Linked DNA regions of Mus musculus: region 1 is linked to region 2. The links are chromatin loops, found by intact Hi-C in ENCODE. Cell type or tissue: gastrocnemius. All regions are shown on one strand. Links, peaks and the distances in the headings refer to the core of each region. The heading gives the core; the rest is flanking DNA. Region 1 overlaps Bicd2 (BICD cargo adaptor 2). Region 2 has its middle 15 kb from the start of Bicd2.

Region 1 (5,372 bases), core at 192-5,191, 54 kb before region 2:
GGGCGGGGCTGTGGCATGAAAAGCAGCACAAAGCTCAAAGTGTCCTGGTTACAGATGTACCCCAACGCTGCCACTTGCCTAGAGTGCCGCCCTCTGTGCGTTAGTCACGTTAGGAGCGGCCTAGCACTGCTGTCCCGCTGCTGCAGCTGGGTTAGTTGAGGTGAAGCGGACGTTAGGTGTGCGGCGCCCCACAGCCCTAATCACAGTAAATGCTGTGCTTCTCGCTGCAGAACACCTGGTTGGCCAGCCCGGCGCCCTCCGCCCTCTCGCTGGCGCAGGCGCAGGTGTGACTTACGCTCGGTGAGGCTGGCTTGGCCTTGGAGGCGGCCTTGCTGCGGCCCCTGCGGGTCTGTTCATGGTCCAGCTCCAGCAGCTCCAGCCGCTGGGTGAGCGCCAGCTTCTGCTGGATGGCCATGCGCAACAGAGAGTTAAGGGTCTTCTTCTCGTCCTCGGCAGCTGCCAGCTGCCGCTGCATCTCATCCAGCTGTGTGATGTATTCGTCACACCTGTGGAGACAAAGCACAGCTGAGAGGCTGAGAGGGAGAGCAGGCCCGGGTGCCCACTGCACTCCAAGGCATCTCTCCTGGAGCCTGAGCTGGGGCCAGAGCTGGTGAAGCTTGTTCTGGTTCCTGGTGCAAAGGCTCCTTTGGAATAAGGCCATGGCCAGGACGAGAGAGGCAGTGCTCAAACAGAACAGCAAGGTTACCTTCAACTCAGTGGTACTGCATTTGTTTCTTTGCAGGGAGAGAGGGCAGAAGGCTTGGGGAGTGCTGGCTACTTTCTATGTTAGCCTGACATAGAGACTATAGTCATTTGGGAAGAGGGTACCTCAATTGAGAAAATACCTCTGCCAGATTGGTCTTTGGGTAAGCCAGTGATACATTCTCTTAATTAGTGATGTGGGAAGGCCCAGCTCACCATGGTGGGGCCATGCCTGGGTCCTGGGTGTTGTTAGAAAGCAGGCTGAGCAAGCCACGAGGAGCATGCAAGTAAGCAGCACCCCTCCATGGCCTCTGCACCGGCTCCTGCCCTAACTTCCCTAGCTGATTAACTAGAAGCTATCAGGTAAAATACACTCCCCAAGTAGTTTTGGGCCATGGTATTTCATTACAGCAACCCTAAGACATGGGGGTATTTGTTTGCAGGCTTGAAGTGGTTCTGATAAGCAAGGCTTGGCGCTCATCCATTTGACTTTCTTCCAGTAAGCTCTCTCCCACTTTAAGAACAAAAAGGTATCTCAGATACTGGGACATCACTAGCTCCCAGGATCTGGGTGTAAACTGAGAGAGGACTGAGCTTGATCCTACTGCAAACCGTAGCTGGTGGTTAGTAAGCCTTTGCTGAGTGACAATCAGAGCACCCAAGCCTCCACCTGCTGTGATGCAGCATGCCCCACCCCCATCGAGTGGAGGGAGAGAGCCTGGCCAAGGTTCCCTGGGTGACACCGGCACACCTGCCTAGTTTGGGTCTGGTGGAATCTTAAGACACTGGGCAAGTGTCTCTAGAGGTGGTGGTGGACACATGGGCTCTAAGCACTGCCCTTCTGCTACCCATGGCTCTGCTTTACCCACACCCTGCTGGTGCCTAAGAGCTCCCCTCAGAGACTACATACTGTCTTCCTCATATGTTTGAAATCCCGGATTCACCAGAAAAGTCAGGTCTTTATAAACAGAACAAACTTCAAAGGTTATGATTTGTACAAGATGCTGAGGAATTACAAGAATTCTTTCCTAATCCCACCAAGGGGGTAGGGTGGGGTAGGGTTTGGGGTGGGAGTGGGGGTGGGCTGCAGAGGGAAGAAGAGTTCCATGAGTTCTAGGCCAGCCTGATCCACATAGCAAGTTCCTGGGCTACATAGTGAGACCTGTCTCAAAAAAATGTTTTTCTTCCCCTAAGATCTGGTAGGAAATGTCCAGAGAAATGCTGGACTCTTCTGCTTGTGCCTGCCTTGGCAGGACCTACCTGCAGGGATGCTAAGAGACTGGGGCTGGAGGGAGGGAAACAGGTCCTGGCCCATCCTGTCTCAGCTTCTTCACACTTTACAGGAAACAGCCAGCTGACCCAGTTTCGGTGCTCAGCCTTGCCATCCCCACACTGTCATTCCAACACTGAGCAGCAGGTGGCACCACCTGTCTTTGGAGGGTGATAGGCAGGGGCCTTGTTTTCCACCCTTTAAGACTGCTCTTTCCCAGGCCACAGGAAGAACCCCCAGGGGAGAGGAAGGAAACTGCATAACCCCAGGCCTAAAGCTCGCTTGCCCATCCCTGACAGGAAGGCTGGGAATGGATGGCAAACTGGCTGCGTTGGAGCCCTGACTACACTACAGGAGAGGAATAACAAACTAGTCTGGGCCGCATCTGTCACCACTGGTAACTAGACCTCAAAACTGTACTCCCCATCCCCTGAGCTCACTCCCTTAGCCCTTTGCTTCTAGGACTCCTATGCTCAAAGCACAGGAAATGGAGCATCCAGGGTCATGAAGAGGGAAATGGGAACAGGGAAATGGATGCACACCTCTGCTGAATGTCTACCAAAATGGCACTGCCTACAAGAGGCACGGGAGGCTGGGGAGCAGCCACCTGAGGGCCCTGGGACCGCATAAACTTTCCTCCTCCTCAGTCGAGAAGGGCAGCCCCACACACATGCTGGGACTGGGCTGTAGTCTCCAAACCTTGAGCTGTGTTGGGGGCCTGGCAGGGCTACTACAGTGCTGAACCAACAGGCCTGTGGGACTCTGGAATGAGGCTGGAGGCTGTGGGTAAGGCTAACAGGTAGCTCCAGGGAAGAGAGGCTGCAGAAGGGAGAGTATCACAGTGTAGCAGGTACCTGGTGGCAAACATGGCACGCAGGGAGGAGAAGGTGGCTGCGTCTTCCTTGAGGGCCTTGAGCTCGTTCCGTAGCTTCATCATGGTCTCGGTCACCATGGCCTTCTCGTTCTCATACTTGCTCTTCAGGTTGGCCAGGGCCACCTCAGCTGTCTGGGGGACAGAGAAGTAGAAAGTGGGGTGGTGAAGGGTGTAAGGCCCTGTGTTCAAGGTGGAAACCCTGGGCCCAAGGTGGAACTGCTGACCATGAAAAATTCTCTGAAAAAAATTTTTTCTCATGCAGCTGTCGGGACAAAATGCTAGCCATGCTCCTGGCATGCCAGTTTGCCTCAGTAAGTCCTAGCTTCAACCCTGATTAGCAAGGAAGAATGATGCACCATAGACTCTGTCCTGGAGAACCCACAGGGCACTCAGACCACTGCTCTCTGTTACCACAGCGTGAGCAACTGTAAGGTGGACAGAAGCAGCAGTACTTAATGACTGAAAAGCTCTGGCTAAAGCACCCTCTAATCCCCACACTCACTCCATCCCCTGGCTGGAAGCCCTGAGGAAGGAGACAGCAGCAACAAGGTGATGGCACAGGCCTAGGGGCTGTGGCAGCAGTGGGCAGTGATCCCTCCCAACAGCAGGCTCTGGAGGCAGCGCCCCCCAGCAGGCTCTGGTGGCAGCGCCCCCTCCCACTCCTCTCACCTGCTTGTTGGCCTTGAGCACGGTGCGCAGTGTGGTGATCTGCTCCCGCTTGGTACTCAGCAGGGACTTCAGCTTGAGGATCTCCTCCATGAGTGCTTCCTTGTCCTTGTCCACAGCAGGGCCCAGCTCCTGCGAGGCAATCCGCTGCCGGGACAGCTCGGTCGTACGGTCCACGGCTGCCTGCAGGTGCTTGATCTGGTCTCGGATGATGGCGATCAGGTTGTAGATGTTCATAGGTTCCCGGCGGGGGTCACTCAGAGGTGACGGCAGTGAAGAACTGGGTGAAGGACTGTTGTCCCCAGTCCCACCATCTGCTCGGCCCACCTCTGTGGCCAACAGCCCCTTGGGCAAGAGGACAGGTGACCGGCGCCCGCGGCCCTCTGGGCTGGTGCGGCCAGCCTTGCCCTGGCCCTCACGATAATAGTCGAGCATGACACGGTTGGGCGTCTCGTTGTTGCACATGCACACATGGTGGTAGAGGTTGGCCAGCTCCTCGCTGAAGGTCACCAGCTCATCCTGAGCCACATTCAGGCTGCCCTGGGTCTCACCAGCCACATCGCTCACCTTCTTCAGCTCCTTTTCCAGATGGGCCAGCAGCTCTCGGTCCTGGTGGCTAGCCTTCTCCAGCAGAGAGATCTTCTCAGTGAGTGCCTGGCCCTCAGCCTCATACCGGCCCTTTTCTTCTGCGTGCTGGGCTTCGCGAGCTTCGTGTGTGCTGCGCAACGCCTTGAGCTGCTCCCGGAGCTCGCCAGCCTCAGCCACAGCCACGTGGTACTTGCAGGCCAGGATCTCAGGCCCATTGATGTCCACCTCATAGTAGTCACCGTCTTCGTGGCTGTCACGGTCCTTCTCATTATCCAACGAGGTCTGTCGCTCCTTGCCAGCCTGCAGGCGCCGGAGGGCACTAAGGTTCTCTGTGAGACGATTCACCTTCTCATGCTGCTCAGAGAGGGTTCCCCGAGCCTGCTCCAGCTGCTTCTGTGTGTCCTGCAGTGTTGCCAGCAGGCCCACCTTCTCCCGCTCCATCTGCAAAGGTAGTTATAGCAGGAAAACAGGTCAACAAGGCTTAGAAGACTCTAGGATGACCAAACAACATCTCATGCTGAGCCAGATGGGCCAAGGGCTATGTAAATTCCCTGCCCATGCCACTTGTTGACAGCAGACTGGACAGAATTCACCACAGCGACCATGACTATCACCAACAATAGTGCTCATCCATAAGAGGTCACTAAACATGTGCTGGGGTGGAGCTGGGTTTCATTTGTGGAACTCTGGGTCCAGGGCATGCTGGCAGGGTCCCTAAGTGTCCCAGCTCTCCGCCACTTCCCTTTCTCATGTTGTGGAGAACACTCATTTATAGATCAACAGTAAACTTTCAGATATGACGATGTATGGCCCTGCAAAGACTCTAGCTGTGGTCTGTAGGTAGGAGTTACACGAGGGACAGGTCACCTCACCCATACATGATTTGGGTAGCAAAGGGAGCAGCATGGGTACCAAGGTACTAAACCTTACACAGTAATCAGGAACCTACTCCTCTGGGACACTACTCTTTACCAGTAAGAATTTCATGTATGGTATGAGGAAGTTAAAGGCAGCTACATGTCACAAAAGCACAGCTTACAGTGTTGCAAAAGGCACGGGGAGAGGGAGGGATGGGGCATGAGGCTCTGCGCGCTCACCTGCACCAGCTGCTGTTTCAGCTTCTGGATCTCAGATATGTGGAGCTCACTGAGCAGGTCAGAGACGAGGCTGGGGGAGGGTGGAGCTAGGCCATCCTTCCTGGGTGTGGATGTCTTGTTGTCCAAGGATGATTTGACCAAGCCACTGTGCTCAAAGCCATTGACCAGGGCTTCG
Region 2 (5,372 bases), core at 261-5,260:
GTCTTTATGCCACATTCTGAAATTCTTCTCTTTTGAAGTCTCTTGGGCCAGGTCAACACAGTTCAAATTACTCCCAGCAACAAAGTCTTCCATATTCCTATTAGGATGACCCATTAAACCCCATTTAAAGCATTCCACTGCTTTCCAAATCCAAAATCCCAGAGTCCACATTCTTTCAAATAAAAGCATGGTCAGGCCTATCACTGCAATACCCAACTCCTGGTACCAACTTCTGTCTTAGAGTTTTACTGCTGTGAACAGACACCATGACCTGGGCAAGACTTATAAAAAAACAACATTTAATTGGGGCTGGCTTACAGGTTCAGAGGTTCAGTCCATTATCATCAAGGTGGGAGCAAGGCAACATCCAGGCAGGCATGGTGCAGGCAGAGCTGAGAGTTCTACATCTTCACCTGAAGGCTGCTAGTGGAAGACTGACTTCCAGGCACCTAGGGTGAGAGTGTTAAGCCCACACCCACAGTGACACACCTACTACAACCAGGTCACACCTCCAAATGGTGCCACTCCCTGGTCAATCATCACAGTGTTTTTAGGAGGTGCTCCTCTTCTGTCCTTAGGCTCCTCAGCTCCCAAATTAGAATTTCCTCTTGGTTCTTCTGCATAACCTGTTGTTGAATTTCCCTATCCGCTGAATTGTTACTGTTATGCATATCTTTTAGCTACTTACCTTCTCTCAAAAATTTCATCTTTGAACTTCTTTACAACAGCTGCCTTGAAGGCGTTGTCTGTTAATGCAGTGTCTGGAGACAATGGGATACAATTCCTCTGGATTTCTTTTTTCTTTCTTTCTTTTTTTTTTTTTTTTTTTTTTCCTGAGCGCTTGTTATGTACTTGGCATTTGAAGTCCAGCATTGTACCAACTCAGATAGTGTTTTTGTTTGTGTGTGTGTCTGTTCCCAAACTCTGTCTCCCTGATGATGTCAGGCTGTTTTGTTTTATTTATTTTTATGCCTAAGTCTTGCTTCCCGGCTTGGGCCTCTGTGACTTCACAGTTGAGCATTCAGCCAAAGGCTTGCCAGCTTATACTCGGAGCCAAGATGGCTTCTACCTTTGGCCAAGATCTGTGCTTGAGCAGAAAATTGGGTTCTCACCGTGGCCACAGTGAAGTCTTCTCTGGCTTCTACACTAGGTTAGAAATGAATCTCAATAAAATGACCACACAATCCTAAGCATTTCATGAAGATAAAAGGTTTTATTTTTGCAAAAGGGTGAGCATCTGTGTCAGATCAAGTATCAAGCACTCTTAGCATGGGTCCCACTGAGGTTTTCGTCCCAATATGAATCAGTCCTGAGGGGTCAGAGCTAGGCTTCAATCGTACGCAAGTGGCTAATGTAGAGCCCTTCAGCTGGTAAGCAAAATGGAAATTTCAGCACCAAGTGCAACCTTGCCCTCAAATTTTTATTTCAAAAAAGTTCTGACCCCAGAGGAATTTGAATTTCTGCCAAGTGGCTTCTTTACAATTTTTTAAAGCAGAGTTCTGTCTTCTTTAATCTTTGGATAGAAACAACAGCACAAAACACGAAATAGAGAAGAAGAAAAATAGTCTGTTTCTTTTACATGTCCCGCAATCAGAAGCGTGAAAGGAGGTGGATAGAAAAGCGAGTGGGTAAGGAGTGTCGGGGAGTCTCTGACCACTAATCCCAAGACAGGTGCCCCACCCTCACAACCTCCTAAAGGCTCCACTTCCAAATACCTTCAAATATGTGAGTGAGGTTCCCAGGGGCCGTAGAAGAAACTTTTCTGCATACTTGGATACAGGACCCCTATAAACTGTAATTGCACTACCCTGTTGATAAAGTCCTGACGGGGGCTCCAGTTCAATGGGAAGGATATGAGGAGGTAGTGGCTGCTGGCTTGAGGAACCTGACCTGAGAATATGCAGGAATGTCTGAATGGATTTCTGTGTGGTGACTGCAGTTATCTCCTCACTCAGAACTTGTGTGTGGGATTGGTGCTACATCAGATTAGAGACCCCCTTCCACTCCTGTTTCGAGATGGCAAATAGGTAAGCTTGCTCCTCAGCCCATGTGAACTGAGAACATACGGGATCACATAATCCCATGGACATTATTATATACCATTAATTTGAAACATTATACAATACCTGCCAGGCAGAAAGATGATTGCATTAATTAATGATAACATTAGACACTGCAATCTTACCACCAAGAAATTCTCTTCAGAGCATCATGTGGTACACACACACACACACACACACACACACACACACACACACACACACACAAAGGTAACAAAGGTAAACCTTAGATTGGGGTTGATGTCAGGAGTCTGTGATCGCCACCCAGTGGTTAGAACTGGAATTTTGGACAAGGTCTCTGTTGCTATGTATGATACCTATTGTTAGAGACAAAAATTACTGGCTTGAAAGTGGACATTAACTGGAACTCCACTAAGCCTGAGGAACCTAAAATAATCCTGAAATCTGAATCCCCAAGACACATGAGTGACAGCAAAGAGACACTCTGGGGAAGACAGTGCTGAGAAGAGATCCACAGTGAGAAGGCACATCCTGTGAGGGCTGCAAGTGGGTGCTTGAGCACACCCACAAGATGGCTAGAGAAACATCTGGGGGTCTGCCACGTCCATGGCCACAGTGATGGTACCCTGTGAGCAATCCCCACTGAGCTGTAGAGCCATTTAATTTATAGATAGCTACTTTACAGTGAATGGCTAAAATCTGACCCCCAAGGCCACTATACCATGACCTACTAAGGAGAAACTCAGAGCCAAGGCACCAGATGGGATGGCCATGGACTGCTTTCCTTGCAGTGGTGGAAGGATTGCACAATGCTAAAAGCTCTTGTTTTAGGATGTCGCTGACTTATAAGCTGTGACCAGTAGCATGGCTGTGGGCAGACAGCAGAGGGGAAGTGAGTTATTGACGGGATACCCAAGTGGGTGTGGCCCTGTGTAACTCACTATTGACACCTGAAGAACCCTTCCAAGATCAGTGATCAAGCAGATCTAGCAGGTGTGTGCCCTAGGGGACTAGACTAGGTGCCCACTTGGGTTTGACAAACGGGACGACTTGGAGAACTCTAGCTGGGTAGAGATGGGATGCTTGGAAGAGTTTCTGACATCTCCGGGGGCTATAAAATGCTATTTCTTGTCAAGGCAGATATAACAGTGCAGGCCAGTAATCCCAGGGCTGGGGACACAGACAGGAGAATCCCTGGGGATTGTTGACTAGCCAGTCTAGCTGAACTGGTCAGCTCCAGGTTCAGTGAGAAGCCTTGTTTCAGAAATAAGGTGGAGCTGGGGAGAGGTCAGTGGTAGAACACTTGCCAAGCAAGTTCGAGGCCTTAGGTTCAATCCGGACTACGAAAATGGTGACAACGATATGGAAAGTAATTGAGGGAGACACTCAGCATCAATCTCCGGCACGTGCATGCACACACACACACACACACACACACACACACACACACTGAATAATCATATGTTAAAAAAATACCTGGCACTGCAGGATATAAACGAAGTCATGCTAATTGTTAAGACTTATTTTTTAAAAGATGTATTCTTATTTTAAATTGTGTGCCCTTAACTGGACAGTCTTGTCTAGTATCAGTGGGAGAGGATTTACCTAGTCCTGCAGTGACTTGATATGACAAGGTGGGGCCTCCCCCTTCTCAGAGGAGAAGAGGAGAGGGGGATGGAAGAGGGGCCGTGTGAAGGGGAAATAGGAGGAGGGGGGCTGTGACTGGGATGTAAAGTGAATGAATGATGAATAAATAAATAAATAAATAAATAAACAAATAAATGGGAAAATTATGTGTATATATGCATAGCTAGGTGTGGGTTTGTACACCCAAGGAGTCCAGAATATGGTCTTGGGTCCTCTGGGACTGGAGTTGCAGAGCACTGGGAACCAAACTTGGGCCCTCTGTAAGGGTTAACAGGTGCTGGTATCTGCCGAGCCATCTCTCTAGCCCCATGCTTTAAACTCTACATTTCCATTGAGTGATGTTAAATTGCAGATTAGAAGCACCATGAAGAGCCAAGAGACCTTGAGGGAAAGGAAAGGAGCTGAAATGAGCCTCTTCTCTTTTGCACACACACCCTGGCCAATATTCACATGCCACAGGGCGCAGCGGGCCACAGAAGTTGCCCTTAGCACCTGGCAGAGAAGGCCGCTTCTCCAGCTAAGTGGAACCTGGAGAGTAGGTTTTATTTCATCCACTTCTGAGAACAGCTGGGCCCCTGGCCTGAGAACAGGATACCTCCTGGATCCAGCCGGTAAGGTCAGGGTGCAGCTGGCCTGGCTCGGGTGCTTGTAGCATAGGAGAAGGAAAGGTGAATGGGGGACACCTTCTTGGGAGTTTGACCAAGAAGGGTGTGAGATTCTAGGAGAATGGTGTCATCTCCCAAAACAACCCTTGCAGACACCAGATATCCAGGCCCATGGGCCAAGGCTCCAGAGTGCTGGCCACAGGATGCTCCACCAAGAGCCAGAGAAAGATCTTTCATTTGTTTCTTTGTTTCCTTGTTTTCACCAAAGGAAAACTAAAGGAAACAAACAAACAAACGCCTCTGTCTAGTTCTTATTATGGGTAGAAGTCTTAAGGGGAAAAAAGCCTAGAGACAGAAAAACACTCCATAATGGAAAATTTGGGGCCTGTGTTGGAAGTGTTTGTTCCCATAAATGACTGTGTCCTGCTGAGTGCCCGCTGTCTCTGTCTCTGTCTCTGTCTCTGTCTCTGTCTCTGTCTCTGTCTCTGTCTCTCTCTCTCTCTCTCTCTCTCTGTCTCAACACTGAGTCATTTTTATTGCAGGCTTTAAGAACAATGCCATTTTGAAATCTGTAGTTCCCTGCGATGTACTCTCTCCAGCCCCCAGCCTCTCCCTTCTTCCTCAGAGAAAACCACCTCCTTCAATTTGCCTTCTCTGCAGTTCTTGCTTCCTTAATCCTTCAGCTGATTTGTGTCTGTGTTGGTTTCTAAGTTGGCACGCATGCTCTCCATACCACACAGAGTTTGTACTACAAATTGTGCTACCACATCTAGCTTTTTTCATAGGTTCTGGAGATCCCAATTCAGCTCATCGGGCTTGTGCGTTAAGTACCTTTACGCATTAAGCCATTTGCCTGAATTTCTTGCTCACTTCCTTCTGAGACAGGCTGGCCTCAAACTCATGCAGCTGAGGGTGACCTTGAACTCCTGATTCTCTTCCCTCTACCTCCCAATAGCTGGGGTTACCACTACACCTGGTTTACTTGGTGTCTTGGAACTCAGGGCTTTGTGTATGCTGGATAAGTACTCTATCAACTGAGCTACAGCTACTTTCTTTGTAGCATTTGCCTATGCTAGTAACATTTTACAAGGCAAATAGG

The links. A loop is a pair of places that touch in the nucleus more often than their neighbours do. Peaks named below come from ENCODE experiments on the same cell type or tissue, not always from the same donor. Only the 100,000 strongest peaks of a DNase experiment are listed, where the experiment ranks them.
Region 1: it touches region 2 in a loop (6-fold over the local background); 22 of 42 quality-filtered maps call a loop at or near these places.

The regions. Positions count from the first base shown.
Region 1 is chr13:49,378,177-49,383,548 of GRCm38, reverse strand. Bicd2 (BICD cargo adaptor 2) reads right to left here. Exons shown (of 7, transcript NM_001039179.2): 4 at 5,198-5,372; 5 at 3,516-4,541; 6 at 2,827-2,978; 7 at 1-506. The coding sequence ends at 197. Among named protein-coding and RNA genes, the nearest start is that of Bicd2, 39 kb to the right of the region's middle. In gastrocnemius, for the core only: no CTCF peak of the experiment used is centred there; DNase peaks (open chromatin) are centred at 351 and 2,117; H3K4me3 peaks cover 616 bases; H3K27ac peaks cover 2,074 bases.
Region 2 is chr13:49,323,966-49,329,337 of GRCm38, reverse strand. No RefSeq gene overlaps it. Among named protein-coding and RNA genes, the nearest start is that of Bicd2, 15 kb to the left of the region's middle. In gastrocnemius, for the core only: a CTCF peak has its summit at 2,354 (motif pointing left); DNase peaks (open chromatin) are centred at 1,033 and 2,321; H3K27ac peaks cover 1,289 bases.